Regions from separate parts of the Homo sapiens genome. Here region 2 is linked to region 1. Evidence: read pairs that join two places in POLR2A ChIA-PET (ENCODE). Cell type or tissue: MCF 10A. All regions are shown on one strand.

The links. ChIA-PET counts read pairs that join two places held together with the same protein. Peaks named below come from ENCODE experiments on the same cell type or tissue, not always from the same donor. Only the 100,000 strongest peaks of a DNase experiment are listed, where the experiment ranks them.
Region 2: POLR2A ChIA-PET joins it to region 1 with 12 read pairs; 3 of 35 experiments call an interaction of 5 or more read pairs at or near these places.

What each region holds. Positions count from the first base shown.
Region 1 is chr9:133,870,248-133,878,247 of GRCh38, reverse strand. The region is part of intron 2 of VAV2 (vav guanine nucleotide exchange factor 2); the gene reads left to right. Among named protein-coding and RNA genes, the nearest start is that of VAV2, 120 kb to the left of the region's middle. RefSeq lists enhancers at 846-1,579, 1,580-2,315, 3,101-4,300, 5,297-5,797, 5,798-6,298. In MCF 10A, a CTCF peak has its summit at 1,905; a DNase peak (open chromatin) is centred at 3,737.
Region 2 is chr9:133,941,280-133,949,279 of GRCh38, reverse strand. The region is part of intron 1 of VAV2 (vav guanine nucleotide exchange factor 2); the gene reads left to right. Among named protein-coding and RNA genes, the nearest start is that of VAV2, 47 kb to the left of the region's middle. RefSeq lists enhancers at 1-379, 380-889, 3,231-3,340, 4,001-4,050, 4,090-4,943. In MCF 10A, no CTCF peak of the experiment used is centred here; DNase peaks (open chromatin) are centred at 4,329 and 4,759.

The DNA of each region.
Region 1 (8,000 bases):
CAACCTGTCCCTGGCCTCTGAGCCTCCCCTGGCTGCCACATGTCAGCAGAGGTGCCTGCCCCGTGGTACACCCGGAGCATCTGTGAGACGCAGGCCGGCGGAGAGTGCTGAGCTCAGCCCTACGCTGAGACTGGCAAAGAGACTTCGCCTGCTGAGCCTAAGGGCCTGGGTGGGCCCCACACCCTCCTTCACCGTCAGACAGCCTAGGGGAGAAATAGTGGGGGGTGTCGGGGGGCCAAGTGCTTTCCCAGGCCCTTCCAGGCACTCCTGCGGGAGTTCAGAGCAGGAGCAGGTGTGGAGTTGACGTCGCAGAGGAGATTCACGCACCTTCCTGTCCTGTGTTAACGCTTGCACTTAATAACCGAGTTACTAAGTCATCGCTTCAGAGATAAGGGTAGACACTGGAAAGTTATTGCCGTAGTGTTAGAGATACAGTTATTAGTCCCCTTCCCATTAAAATGGCCATTAATTAGGGAGGCCAGTGAAGCCACTGGAAACCCATCAGCCCCTCCAGGTGATGGCTACTGTCACCTGTCCCCATTAGCAGACTGGGAACGTGCAGTGGATGACCAGGCCATGAGAGGGGGGTTCTGGGGTGAGGCTCAGTCGGGAGGCTGAGGCCTTTCCTTCTGGGTGCTTTCCCTTTAAGAGCTTGCATCAGACCATCTAGCTGATGTGTGCAGGTGACCACTCTGACCCTCAGTTTCATCATTTGACAAGGGGCATAGTAACATTGACCTCATTGGGTGGTTGAGGATTCATGGAGGCAGTGGGGTAACTTTTGAGCCCAGAGCCGAACGTGTCACCCAGAACACAAGCACTGGCTCTTCCAAGAAGGTTCCTGGCAGTGTGATGGTCCCACCCTGCTTGTGGGCAGTGGCTGATTTTGGGCTTGTCCGCCTGGCCAGTGGATTGCTGTGTGTCTGGGGTGTGGGTCCCAGCTTTGTGGGCTGCATCTTGGCATCGTTGTGCAGAGTGTGGAGTGTGCCAGTTACCTGCTGGGGAAGAAAGGCGCTGGCAACTGTTTGAGGGCGGAGGGAGCCTCTCCTCGTACAGCCAGGGCATCCCGAGGCCAGAGGAAGGTGGCAGAAGGGGGTCTAGCAGGCCGGGCGGGGGTTCTGTGGGAAACAGAAATGGGGTGGTGGTGGCTCAGATAACCACGTGCCTCTCAGCCTCCCCTTTCCCCAGGTGGGTGGGGAGGGAGACTCGGGGCAGGCAGCGACTTGCTGAAGGCCACACCAAGGGTTTAAGCTCAGCCTTGCCCAGACGCCAGCCCTGGCATCCCCTGCCTTCCCCTCTGTAGCTGGCCACTGTGCGTCCAGACCCCGGTGGCCAGCCTCCCCCATTGTCCCCGTTCTTCAGGCCAGCCCTTTCTGTGTCTCCTGGCAGAAAGGACAGAGATGGTTTCTCTCTTCCCTGCCTCACCCCTGCACCCAGGCAGCCTTGATCAGCCTTTTAAACAGTTCTGGCTGTGTCCTCTCTGGCTGTGTCCATCCCTGTGGCCTCCTGCCCAGGCCTTCCTGCCATCGTGCACCTGGCCTGGTTAGAAGACTCCTTGGGGCCGCCCCCCTCCCGCGGTCCTGCCTTCCCTCCACCCAGTATCCTCTTTGCAGCCTGAAGCATCTCTCAAACACCAGCCTGACCCTGCACTCCCACTGCCCCAGGCGAGGCCAGCTCCTTGGCCCTGTGTCCGACAGGCCTCCGCTCTTTGGTCCCCTGTGTGGCCATGGCCGCTCTCCGGGCCTGTGCGTGGGCTCTGCCCCTGCACGTTCTCCTGGCCTTGGCTGACTGGCTGCTCTCCCTCAGTCCCAGGGGGCCTGCCTTCCTTAGGGGAATAGTCTTTGCTCCACACCCACCCCGTCCCTTGCCCCCTACCACTCTTGTCTCCACAGCGCCTCTGCTGGCAGCGGTCAGTGGTGCTGGGCGTGGGAGCAGGGCGTGCCTGAATGGGGCCATCCCAGGGGAGATGCATGCTCCTTTCCAATATTGTATTAGTCAGGGTTCTCCAGAACAGCAGCGCTGATAGCATATGGATAGATAGGAAGATTTAATACCAGGGACTGGCTCACACGATCCTGGGGGCTGAGAAGTCCTGAAACCAGCTGCTGTGAAGCTGGAGGTCAGGAAGGCTGGTAGTGCAGCTCCAGTCCTGATCCGAAGGCCCAAGACCCAAGGGGCCTGATGGCGTGAGTCCCAGTCTGAGCCCAAAGGCCTGAGAACGACGAGCGTCGATGTCCGAGGGCAGGAGATGATGGCTGTGCCCGCTGGGCAGTGAGTGAATAAGGCCTTCGTCTGCCATCATGACCTGTTTGGGCCCCCGCAGTTGGGTGAGGCCCGAGGGCACGGGAGGCGTCTGCTATACTCGGCTGCCGACTCAGATGCTGGTCTCCTCTGGAAATGCTGCCCAGCCACTCCGGAGGTAATGTCCTACCTGCCCTCTGGGTACCCCTTAGCCCAGGCAGGATGGTGCCGTAGCATTAGCCACATTAGCCATCACAAACGTCAATTCATTCTATAGCCTCTTGTGCTAGAGGGGACTGGAGCGGGGGCCTCGCGTGTGTTCCTGCGGTGTTTCTCAGCAGGTCCTGGCGCAGGGCAGTTGGTAGCTGAGCTTTTGAAGGGACTGGCAGGGTCAGTCCTGCCGTGCGCTGCAGTGCCGGGCAGTCTGTGCCTCCAAGGGGATCGCCTGTTTCTTTGCTACTTTATCATAGGCCTGCGCCTCCTCCAGGCAGCCCTCACTTCGAGCTGCTCAGACTCTCTGACTACAATTCTGGGTTGCCCAGAGCCTGCCTTTTGTCTGTGGGGCCCCCTCTGCCTGCTCAGGGCCTGCCCTCTGCCTGATGAGCTCCTTAGCCGGCAGAAGGGTGGCCTGTTCCCATCAGCTGTGGATAGCTCCCCGGGGCTGTGGCGCTGGGCTGTGTGGTGGGGGCAGTTGGCTCTGTGAAGCCAGGCCAGGCAGTGGCTGGGGACTGGGTCTGGCCTTGGCACGGAGGGTTCGGCACTCGGCTCTGGCCCTGTGAACCCGGGTTCCCAGCCCACCCTGAGTGACCTCCTGAGCCCCGGCTTGCACACACGTGACCTGAGCGTGGTGAGAGTTCAGAGCTTGGGGGCAGTGAAAGAAACGCAGGTGATCCCGTGAAGCGCTCAGTCTGGGGTCTGCAGCGGGAGAGCCTGTGATTCTGTTTTTATGGTGACCGTCCTCATTCCCACCCTTGTTCTTTCTGGGGCTGCTCTGCCCCGACTGGCTATGGGGCCTTGGATGAGACGCACCCATTTCTAGACCCGTCTTCTCTGTGTGTAAGGTGAGGGTTCTGGACGCATGTTTCCCCCAAGGCCTCTTGCAGCTCGGACCATGCACAGCGCCTGGCTCCATGAGGCCTCCACGCCCCACTTCCTGCCTGGACAGTCTGCAGTTGTGGGCTGGGGAGGGAGATGGATCCTAGGGTCCCACATGGGAATCTGCCTGTGTAGACGCCTGTGTTCCAGCCCCTTGGTTCACTGTCTCCACCTCTGGGAAGAGGGAAGGGTCCAAGGAAGAAGCAGCGCAGGAGGTTCTTGGAGGGGGCAAGACATCTGTGTAGAGAGTGGGGTGGTGTGGGGGAGGCCAGAACCCCTCCCTCCTGCCCTTGAGGTGCTGTTCCCATAACCCCACCTTGGCCTCAAGGTCTGGGCGGGTACCTTGAGCTTCCTGTGGGATTCTTGTACCTTGGAGGCAGTGACTCACGCGCTAGGCAGCAGATCTGTGTCATGGTCTCCGGCCTTGCCTCTGATTAAAGAGGGACTGATGCGGCTCGTCTGCAGCCTGGGTCTGGGATGCCTCCCACACTGGAACCCACCTTTATCCCCGCTTTTTCCTGGTGGACAGGGGAGGGAGGCGCCATCTGTGCCTGGCTCCTGCAGCCACAGCAGCGCTGAGTGATGCCCAGGAGGGGCTGGGGAGTGTCTCTGGGAATGAGAGAGCAGCATTCGCAGACAGTGAGTGGCCCAGCCTGCCCAGCCAGTCTTGCTGGGACAGGTTTACTGGCCTTGCAGGCTGCAGGCCCCCACTCAGAAACCTTGCTTTCATGCCTGGAGGCTGTGGTTTGTCCCTCAGCTTCAAATCCAGGATGGATAGCCGGCCCTCCAGGGCAGGGCGGCGTGGAGAGCCGGGCTCTGCTGCCAGAGGCACCAGCTGTCTGCCCCAGCCCCGGTGACTCCTCCTCAGAAAGGGGAGAGCCACAGAACCATCTCGTGGGGGGTTTTGAGGGAATAAAATGAAATAAACCTGGGAAAGATCTGGCAGGCAGGAGGCCTAGACGGTGGTTAGCTGTCCTGGAGGACGCCGTGTCTGGGAGAGACGAGCCTCAGGCTCCAAACAGGAACCCCTCGTTCTAGGCTGGGCCCTGCCTGGAAGTTGCTGGGTGGGCTTGTGAAGCTCTTGCATCTTCCCAGCTGGGTTTTAGGTTTCCCATCTCAAAATTGGAGAATTTGGACCAGATGGCTGCTAAGCTGCTTCCATGAAGGACGGGAAATTCCCCCCAACAGCCCCTGACCCCCGACTGATTCCTGTAGAGTTTCCTGGTGGGGAGCAGCTGCCGCCTGATGCAGCTGCCTCATGCAGCTTGCCCAGCCCTGGGACACAGGGCTTCCGTGCTGGCATTAGGAACAGTGGGCAGTCAGTGTTCAGGGGACCTGAGGCTATTGGTCCAGGCGTTTCCCAGGGCAGTGCCGCTCCTGTCTTGGGTGCTGATTGCTTTCACAGGCAGCGTCTGCCCGGAGCACTGTGCAGAGACAGCTGCAGAGGCCAGTGTCTTCAGCAGGGGCATGGTGACCAGCTAGTGACTCCACCGTGAGCACAGTGGGACTGGGAGTGTGGCAGGACGCCCTTTGCCATCTGTATGTCTTGCGGTTTCCTTATTCCACACACAGGGAAACCGAGGCCCAGAGAGGAGTGGCTGAGATCGTCCGTGGCAGGCTTAGGACTTGATCCCAGCTCTGGCGTAATGTCCTGGTCTGAGCCTCTGTACTGTTTTGCTCAGGATCTCAGATTAAATTGCAGCTTCCCTCACATGCCCAGCACAGAGCAGGCACTCAGCTAACATGTGAGCCCAGTTGCTGTTGTGTGTTTTCCTGTCTTCCTTCCTCCCTCCCCCACCCCCCCGCCCCCTCCCTCTGTCGCCCAGGCTGGAGTGCAGTGGCTCAAGCTTGGCTCACTGCAACCTCCGCCTCCTGGGTTCAAGCAATTCTTCTGCCCCAGCCTCCCAAGTAGCTGAGATTACAGGTGCACACCACCACACCTGGCTAATTTTTGTATTTTTAGTAGAGATGGGGTTTCACCACGTTGCCCAGGCTGGTCTAGAACTTCTAGCTTCAAGTGATCTGCCTGCCTCTGCCTCCCAGAGTGCTAGGATTACAGGCGTGAGCCACCCCCTTGTGTGCTTTTCTGTCCACCCATCTGCCCCGCTTCTTGAGCGGTAGACTCTGTCTTAGTCAAGAAGCTCCCAGAGCCCCATGGTTGGAGTGGCCGCCTGGAGAGGACGTGCTGCCCCGGATACTCCACCAGCTTACGCCTCCTCCTGTGCTCCAGGAGGCCACCTGGGCCCACTTCTCCCTTCCAGCCTCTTCTCTCCCCGGGTCCCAAGGTGCACAAAGCGACTCTGACCCCCGGGGCTTCCCTGCCAGCCTTCCTGCCTCTGCTCCAGGCTTTGGGTTTCCTCTGGAGGTGTCGGGAACTGGGCCTAGGACCCCGACCCTTCAAGCCGAGGAGAGGCTGTGCCCCCACATGCTGGTTGGGGCAGCTGGGCCAGTGTAGCTGACTGCAGTGGGGAAAAGACGGTGCGCGGAGTGAGGACGCCATCAGCCCTTTTCCTCTAGCCTGGCCACACCATGGCAGAGAAGAGGGGGAAGTTAGACTCGCAGTCACCCACCCAGCACAGCCATGGAAACATGGAGGACGTGGGTGCTGGGAGCCGAGCATGCAGGGAGGAAGCCAGGGCTTGCAGTTTTCTTTGGGGCTGGCCCCTGCCCCTGCCCCTTTCTTCTCTTCCCTCTTGGGGTCGGCCAGGTCACTGACGCCCTGGTTCACATACGATCAGTCTCCCCACATCCCTGGCCCTGGCCAGTGTCCCGTTCACAGCTATGCCATCTCTGGGGGCTTCTCAGCCACCCCCTTGAGGAGCTCACAAGGATTTTCAGGTCTGCCCTCTGTGCCAGTGCCTGAGAGTCCTGGATGTGATTCCAGCTGGGAGAACCTTCCAGACTAGAATCCCAACATTTCATTCCCAGTGGGGCAGACACTCAGAGGAAGGGTGGAGCGATGACCCCATGGAGCCAGGGTCTAGCTGGAGGCTGTGTCCCTGAACCACCTGCTGGGGGCTCAGAAGGGGCAGGGCTGGCCCCCACCCCTGGGCAGGTGGTGGCTCTCAGGTACCTTACTGTTAGGAGCTGGGCTCTGAGTCAGACCCAGGCTTCAGCCTCCCACAGCAATGAGACCTTGGTCGAGTCATGTTACCTCTCTGAACTTGGGTTTTCTCAGTGGCAAAATAGGGTCAGTGGTGCCTCCATGGTGGGTGGTTGGGACCCCCCACCATTAGGGAGGACATTTGTACAGAAATTGTCAAGGGTGTATTAGGGACTCAGGGAGATAGGTATGAGGCTGCCGTCAGGGGCTCATCTTCTCTCTCTTCTCTCCTTACTTCATCAGAAGGGACTGGGGCAAAGGGATCTCTCTGAGTCGGCATCCATCTACCCACCATCCATCCATCCATCCATCCATCCATCCATCCATCCATCCATCCATCCGCTTCTCCATCCATCCATCCATCCATCAATCAATCCATCCATCTGTCCATCCATCCATCCATCCGTCCGTCCATCTATTCATCCATCCATCCATCCACCCACCCATTTACCATCTGTCCATCCGCCCCTCCATTCATCCATCCACCCCCAATTCATCCATCCACCCACCCACTTATCCATCCACCCACCCACTCACTTATCTATCCATCTGTCCATCCATCCATCCATCTGCCCACCCACCTACGTACCCACTTATCCATCCAGCCAGCCATCCATTCATCCACCCACTCATCTATCCATCCATCTGCCCACCCATCCATCTGCCCATCCATCCATCCATCTGTTCACCCACCCACTTATCCATCCATCCATCCACCCACCCACGCATTTATCCACCCATTCACCCACCCACTCATCTATCCACCTGTCTGCCCATCCATCCATCCATCTGTTCACCCACCCACCCACTTATCCATCCATCCATCCATCCATCTACCCACCCACCCACCCGTCTACCCATCTGCCCATCCATCCACTCATCCATCCATCCATCCACCCACCCACCCACGCACTCACCCATATCCATCCACCCACCCACCTACCCACTTATCCATCCATCTGCCCATCCCATCCACTCATCAATCTATCCATCCATCCACCCACCCACCCACTTATCCACCCACATACCCACTTATCCATCCATCTGTCCATCCACCCACCTGTCCACTCATCTGCTGATCCATCCGTCTGTTCACCCACCCACCCACTTATCCATCCACCCACCCACCGACTTATCCATCTATGTCATAGACAAGGAGCACCCACAGAGTGTAAGACACAAAGATTCGGGCTGCTGGTCCCCAAGGCTCAGGTGGTCTCTCAGACTCCTGCATTTGAAGGTGTTGATCCAGACCCACTGAGATGAGGAAGTATATATTTGGGTATCATTTTTACATCCTGTTGAAAGCTCCAGGAAGAGTGGGCCAATTCTGAGCTGTTCATTTACAGAGAAGTTGCTCTCACCTTTTTCTTTCCTTCTAAATGACTTTCGAGCCCTGATCTTCTTTGTAAGGACAACCAGACCCTCCTTTCATGCATTCCCCTTCAGAGTCGCTGCTAGTTGCCTGGCTCGAGTGAGTGGCATTTTTCATTTTGCCGCTCAGCTGTCTTGGGGCCTGGGGGCGGCTCCCACCTCTCTTCCTGCACTCTGCCGGCCCCCT
Region 2 (8,000 bases), 71 kb before region 1:
CGGGGAAGGAGGGGAAGTGTGCAGAGACAGGGGTCCGGAAGCTTGCTAAGGGCAGGGACTTGCCTCTGTGGGTCTGACTTGGAGGGCTTCCTCTACCAGTGCCGAGGTGGTGTAGTGCGTTGTGAGTCGCGTTTTGGTAGTCATCCTGGGAGGTGCCCTGGGAAGCAGGAGGGCCCAGCGTAAGGGAGGAGCATGTTTCTCCCCAGGAGTGCTGGTGTCAGAGGGATGGAGAGGCACCCACCGACAGAGCCTGTGTGCAGCTAGCTCTGCCTTCACGCAAGCCAGCCGGGACCCTCCCTCCTCCCAGGTTGTCCGCAGATTAGGCTGCCTCTTGCCTATGCCGTGGGGCTCCCATGGGGACAGGACCAGACCACCTGGATTAGACCTGGGTCTTCCCCTCACTACCCTGATGAGCAGGGTGGTCCCTGAGCCGTTTCTCCACCTGTAGACCAGGGATACGTGACAGCTCGTTAGCAGGATGAAGCAGAGAGGAACGTCAAGGGCTTCGTGCTGCGCCAGGCACGGACTCAGCGGGCGCTGTTTGTTATGGGAGAAAGTGGAAGAGCCACCGGACGTTGTTTTAGCACATCGAGTGTTAGTGAGACTGAGAATGCTGGAAACCTTTACAGAATAGTGAAACGAGACACGCTGTTGTTGCAGCCCTTTCTGTCATTCCTGTGGACAAATGTAGCAGCCATGGCTCAAGCTGCTTGCTCTTGGTGGGGGGAGCTCCACTCCTGAGGGCACGCGGGCCGCCTGCCCTGCTGATCTGGCCTGCCCCTCTCTCTGCCAGTCGCCTGCCCCTGACCTGGGGGCAAGGCTGGCCCCCGAAGACCTTGATATGCACGAAGAAAACACCACCCCACTCCTCCAGATCACAGCAGGTAGAGCAGCTCCGCACCCCAGCTGGGCGAAGGGGGACACTCATGCGAGGCCATGCGCAAAGGCGGGTCAGGTTCATTACTCAGCCTGCTGGCCTGACGCCTTGGTCCTGGTGCGTGCGGAGCTGAGGAAATGGGCCCGAGCGAAGGAAGTTCAATTGTCCAGACAAAATCAACTCGTGACACTCCTCAATCAATCCCTGGCTGAGCTGTGCTTTCCCTGCCTGGAGCAGTGAATGAGCTGGAGTGGCCTCGGACATCTGCCTTGGGAGCCCCGCACTGCAGCCTCTCTTTAAGGGCTCAGTGCGGTCTGAGCATAGTGGCTCACACCTGTAATCCCAGCACTTTGGGAGGCCGAGGCAGGTGGATCACTTGAGGCCAGGAGTTTGAGACGAGCCTGGCCAACGTGGGGAAAGCCTGTCTCTACTAAAAATACAAAAATTAGCTCGTCATTGGTGGCACAGGCCTGTAGTCCCAGCTGCTCGGGAGGCTGAGGCGGGAGAATCGCTTGAACCTGGGAGGTGAAGGTTGCAGTGAGCCGAGATCACGCCACTGCACTCCAGCCTCGTTGATGCAGTGAGACTCTGTCTCACACACACACTCACAAAGGCCATAGCGCGGGGGCCCTGGTGATGGCCTGGGAAGCCTCTCAGTGTTCATGATGACTGTCAAGTTAGACCAGTTTGTTTTTTTTTTTTTGAGACGGAGTTTTGCTCTTGTTGCCCAGGCTGGAGTGCAATGGCATGATCTCGGCTCACTGCAACCTCCACCTCCCGAGTTCAATCGATTCTTCTGCCTCAGCCTCCTGAGTAGCTGGGATTACAGGCATGCGCCACCACGCCTGGCTAATTTTGTATTTTTAGTAGAGACGAGGTTTCACCATGTTGGTCAGGATAGTCTCAAACTCCTGACCTCAGGTGATCCACCCGCCTTGGCCTCCCAAAGGGCCAGGATTATAGGCGTCAGCCACCGCGCCCAACGACAGACCAGTTTTAAAGCAGATACGGGCCTCCCTGAGTCTCGGTCTCCTCATCTGTAAAATGGGTGATAAGGGACCACCCCCGCCCCCTGCTAGAGTGGTTATTGGATCTGACCAGCTAATGGGTCCCTGGTGGGGTGGTGTGTAGAGTTGTGCAGGTGACATTGATGTGTGCAGGAATAAGGGGTCGAGGCCAGACCCTACCTTTCACCTGCTTGCTTGTTTTCGGAAGAGATGCTTCTGGAAGCGAGGTTGCCACCTAAGCAGCAGTGGCTGTCCTTGGGGGCCCCTGACGTCTTGGAAGGCATCGTGGACTCTCTGCTGCTTGAGGAGAAAGCAGGGCCCTTTGAGAGGTGTCAGCAGTCAGAGGACACCTAAGAGTGCTTCCTAGACATTCATTCATTTGTTCATTCATTAATTCATTGGTTCATTTGTTCGTCTACCAGATACTGAGCCCGTGTGATGGGCTAGGCATTGTCCAGGGCATTTGGGACCCAGAGGGAGCAAACGGCGTCAGCTCCTGTCTCCGTGAGCACCTGGCCAGCCTGTCACCCAGGGTCACCTGTTTATCTACCTGATGGGCCCCAAATTTGATCCATTCCATCAAGCTGCATCTGTTGAATAGTAATCAAGCTATTTTAAGTGGTTTTTGGAATGAGCATGGCATAAATAAAACAGGAAATTAATTTGTTTTCCCATTTTTTTATTGATCAAAGACATCCTCAGCTGCCAGTCAGAGCTTCTGATCAGCACGACGCAGCATTGTGGCCCCAGGGAGTCAGCACCACTCCAGCTGGAAGCAGAGCAGCCAGGCGTGCAATCGGTCTCTGCTAAGCGCAGTGTTAGTGACACTTGTTGAAGTATTTCAAGAAAACGCACTATGTCTATCTATGTCTGTGGGTACTTCCTGGAGCCTTTGCCGCAGGGCGTGGAGGCTGCACATGGAGACCCCCAGCTTGCTCAGAAAGACCCAGAGGCTTGAAAAGAGAGTGCCTGTTCTCCTGAGGCCCAGAAGCTGTGGTGCCCTGTTGCTTTCAGGGCTGTGGTGCCCAGGTTCCCTTTTGCAGCAAGGAGCACATGGGGTGGGGGTCTTCACCTCCCAGTTGCTGGGCTGCTCTGGCCATGAGCAGAGAGCCTGAGGCCAGGCCCCAGAAGTCCCTTGTCGGCCTGTGTCCCTCCCCCAGTCCCTGGCAGCTGCCTTGAGGAGCTCTGCTGCGAACTAAAGGCCAGCGGGGTGGCGGGCTAACAGCTCCAGGGTGGGACCATGGTGATGAAGGGCCCAGGTTCTCGTGCACTGTGGCTGCTCCTCAGCTCCAGCTAACTGTGGCACCCCAACCCCCCTGCCAGCTCTCCCAGTGACCAATGTCTCAGGGGACTTCTGGACTTCCCCAGTGAGATGGCCTCAGTACAGTCTCTTTGAGTGAGAGTCCCAGCATCGTGGGAGTCAGAGGGCAGGGTTCTCCTTGCCCATTTTACAGATTGAGAAACTGAGGTACAGAGAAGCTGTGTGGCTGTTGAGTGGGAGCAGGCCTGGGTTGTCCCCACCTGGAGCACCTGCTGTGGGGTCTGCACTGGAATGTGGTTGTGTGCAAGAGGCCAGGGGGAGGTAGGACTGTGCAGGACAGGAGTCGGTGGTTCAGGGATGCCAGCCAGAGACCTGGGAGGAGCCCTGCCTGTTGGTGACGATCTACATGGATGGGGAAGGTTGGGCCAGGCGATCTGGAGACCCCAGCTTGGGGCTTTCCCTGCAGGACCCCACCCCCAGCTGAGTGCCACTCCTGGGACTGAGGACACCCGGGCCCCTGACCTTCCTGGTGGGGCAGCCAAAGGGACTTTCCCGGGCATGGGCCTGCCAGAGGCTGGGGGCATCCTGAGAGGAACCGGGCCTGGGTTCAGATCGCGGGTCACCTGCCTTCTGGGGCCTCCATTTCCACATCTGACGGAGCAAATGTGGATGTGAAAGTGCTAGTGGGCTGTGAAATGGCGCATGCGTGCTAGTTAGTTATTATGTGCCGATCAATCAGGTCAGCCCCCTCCTCTCTGGCCCCATTCCTAAGCCTTGGTTTCTGTGGGTGGGGCCTGCCCCTCAAGCCCAAAGGCCGGGCTCCTACACTCAGTGCCTCCCCATCTCCTCTGAACAGACTGAGTTTTTGTCAAAGTACTGTTGTCATTTTAAAAAAGAAAAAATAATGGGATTTCCCTGCCCAGAAACCCATAGACAGGATAGCTTAGAGGCCAGCAGTCTGGCCTTGGGGGTCAAACCATCCCAGATCCATTGTTAGCTCAGTTACATCCTTGCTAGTGACCTTGGGCAGGCCAGCTGACCTCCTGAAACCTCAGTTTCCTCATCTGTAAATTAGGAATTGCTGCAGTGACTCAAGGGAGCTCTTAGCCCAGTGCCTGGCCTTCTGGAAAACCTGGCGGCCGTGGAGCGCCTATAATCACTGTGAGTCAGCGCACCGAGACGCGTAGCCAGTCTTGGCCGGAAGGGCCTGGAGCTCTGTGCCAGAGCCTCACTGTGCACATGAGGAGACTTGCCCGAGCTCTCCTGGGAGGAGGGAGCAGCGAGGGTCACCTCCCATAAAGGTCAGCCCGGCCCCACGCTCCTCCTGCATGGTCCAGCTGGGGCCCAGGAGTCAGCCCCTGAGACAGTGTGGCACCTGCCTTGACGACGCAGGCCTTGTGCTGCCGTCCTTGGCGAGACAGGACTTTCTTGCATCCCCTTAGGCGGGGGCCTGCTGCCCTTTTGCATCCCGGCCACTCCATTTGCCCCTGAATCCTGGGCCTACCCATGAGCTCACTGCTTGGAGCTTGGTTGTCTGTCTGTGCAGTGGGCCAGTGCACACCTCACAGGCTCTGCAGGTGGTGAGTGAGTTGGCTGTTGTGCACGTCAGCATCCTCCCTGCCTGTGGTCATTGTCAGGCTCTGCTATTACTCCATCACCATTGCCCAGGGGTCGATGGCCAAGCCACCTGTGTTCAAACTGCAGCTCCCCAGCTGAGGCCTGCTGGCTATGTGACTCAGGCAAGTGGATTTGCCTCCCCCGGCTTAGTTTCCCCTTTTGTACCCCTCTCAGGTCATGCCGGCTAGATGCCAGCTCTGGAGGGCGAGGCAGGCCTGTCCTGTTTCCCACTCCAGCACTGCCGGTGACCCGTTGCCAGTAAGGGGCAGTGGAAGGGCCCACATAGGCTGAAGGGCGCCCCTGCTCTCGGTGGGCTGCCGTGGGTTCTGCAGGGCAGAGAGGCCTGTCCCTGCCATTGTGTCCCCATCACAATAGATTGTTTCAGAGACCCTAAAGAGACGTGACTGTCCTGTGAGCATGTGAGCTTGGCCGGTGAAGCTTGCCATCCAGGATGCCCTCGGGCCTCACCTGTGGCTCAGACCTGGGCTCCTGGCTCTGGGGTCTTGGCTCTCCGGCCCTGCGCCGCCTCTCCTGTCTGTGACACCCCGCCCTGGCGCCTTGCAAGAGCTGAAGGACAGTGCAGCTGAACCTGGGGAGGTGGGCGACTGGGCATGGAGCCTGTGTCACCACACTAATCCGATTTCAGCCTGATTAGATCTGCGGCTGCCGATGAATGGGCCGGAGAGAAAGGGGCTGACGTTTCCAGGGCACACTACACGCTGCCTCTCATTGCAGCGCCAGAGCCTGGACAAGGGATTCTTGGGGCCCAGGGGCGGGAGCCCTCCCTGCAGTCTGGGGCTGTGGGGAGCAGGAGGTGGGGTAGCCCATGCCCCCTCAGAGTGCCCTAAACAAACACAGTGGGGACCCCATAGCCGCCAGCCTGGGGGAGAGGGCACTCAGCCCTGGGACCCTTGTCACAGGGCTTGTTTTCTGGGGACAGACCCTTGCTGTGGCCACTCAGCTGGACTTAAAGTCCAGGATGCTGGGGGAAGCAGTGGCTGCCTTTGTGGGGGGTCCCGAAGGCCAGGTTGGATCAATGAGAGAGAAGAATGCCGCTTGCTCCTGCAGCCACAGGTGACAGCTGAAGCCAGCCTTCATAGCTTGGGCGTGGACAGGGGACTTTTCACCTGGCGCTGACCACCATCTGGGCCTCCCTTTGCCACTGTCCCTCGGCCTGTGTCCTCAGTGGGCCCCTGTGGCCATGATGCACCTGCAGCAACCTCAGCCTTGGGTCCGGTCCCTGCCAACCGTCAGGGTCTCTGTCTAGAACCTGGACCTTGAGGCTCTGATTGGCTCCAGAGCGACCACAGACCTTGCAAACCAGGCCACTGAGGAAAGGGGTACAGGGATGGCAGGAGGGACCTGGTGCCTGCCCACACGCCCGTCCTCTCAGAGGGCCTTTGCCCTGGCCGATGTCGACATGGCTTCATTCTTGGCGCTGCCGCCCTCTGGTCAGGTGCCCACGTCCTTAACTCTCTGTGCCTCAGTTTCCCTTTGTGGAAAATGGGATGAACTGTAGAAAGCACAGGAAATGCTCCCTGAAGGGAGGCCGGGCCGTGTGTGGCCTCCCTCGAGGTGGAGCCTGACGTGGCCCCCAGGCTTTGTCCCGGTCTCTGCCATCCCCGTCCGTGCAGTCCCTGTCCCTGCCATCTGCATCAGCCTGTGTGGCTCAGTTTTGCAGAGACCACCCTGGGTTGGGCCCAGAGCTGCACCAGGAGGACTTCTTAAAGGTTAGGGTGGCCAGAGTGGCCACGGGTGGGGCCGGGCCAGGCACAGCAGTTGCTGGGCCCATGGGAAAGGGGTGCGCTGGGCCCATCCTGTGCCCGAAAGGAAGCCTGGGCCTGGCCGGCTGTGATTATGGTTGGGATCTGTGTAATTAACTCTAAACTTGGGAGGCTGAGGAAGAATGAAAATAAATGCTTAGTGGAAATTACAGACAAGCCATATTCAAAAAATAGTCACGCCAGGCTGGAAGCTGCAGCACATGCAGCCGCGCAGATGAGCGAGAGGGCGTAGCCCCTGCCCCGGCTCAGGCCTGCTCCCAGCTCCAGTGTCTGGGGCTGTCCTAACCAAGCACCATCGACCGTGGTGGCTTTAAGCAGCAGAACCTTATTGTTCCCAGGGCTGCAGGCCAGCAGCCTGAATCAATTGTGTGTGGCAGCAACAGCTCCTTCGTGGGGCCACGGAGGAGAGCCCGTCCCACGCCCTCTCCCGCTTCTGGCAACGGTGGCCACCCTTGGAGTGGCTGGCCCACAGCTGTGTCACTCCCAGTTGCTAAGGAAAGGGGCCCATCTCACATGCACTCCTCGTGGGTCTGTGTCTCCATGTCTCTCTGTGTCTCTTCTAATTAATCTTTGTATTGTGGTAAAATACACATAACGTAAAACTCAGTGTCTTCTCCGGTTTTCCTCTAGAGCACCGTCCAGTAGGGTCAAGCACATTCACTTTGTTGGCAAGCACCATCACCACCATCCACAGAACTCTCTGGTCTTCCCAAGCAAGAGCTCTGTTCCCCACGAAACCACCCCATCGCTCAGCCCTTCGAGGGCGCCCACTATTCTCCTTTCTCTCTGTGGATCTGACGACTCCAGGGGCCTCATGAAAGTGGAATCACGGCCTGGCGTGGTGGCTCACGCCTGTAATCCCAGCACTTTGGGAGGCTGAGGCAGGCAGATCACCTGAGGTCAAGAGTTGGAGACCAGCCTGACCAACGTGGAGAAACCCCGTCTCTACTAAAAATACAAAAATTAGCTGGGCATGGTGGTGCGTGCCTGTAATCCCAGCTACTCGGGAGGCTCAGGCAGGAGAATTCGCTTGAACCTGGGAGGCAGAGGTTGTGGTGAGCCGAGATCACACCATTACACTCCAGCCTGGGAAACAAGGGCGAAATTCCGTCCCCCCCCCCCCCCAAAAAAAAGTGGACTCACACAGGATTTGTCCTTTCATGTCTGTATTCTTCAGAATTAACAGGTCGTGAAAAACAAAGATCATGGAGTGTTTTAGACTCACATTGTCTAAGCTAGCAGTTACTAGCCACATGTAGCTTTAAAATTTAACTTAAAATTAGCAATCTAGGTTTTCAGTAGCCACCTTTTTTTTTTCTTTTTTTTGAGACGGAGTCTCGCTCTGTCACCCAGGCTGGAGTGCAGTGGTGCGATCTCGGCTCACTGCAACCTCCGCTTCCTGAGTTCAAATGATTCTCTTGCCGCAGCCTCCCGAGTAGCTGGGACTACAGGTG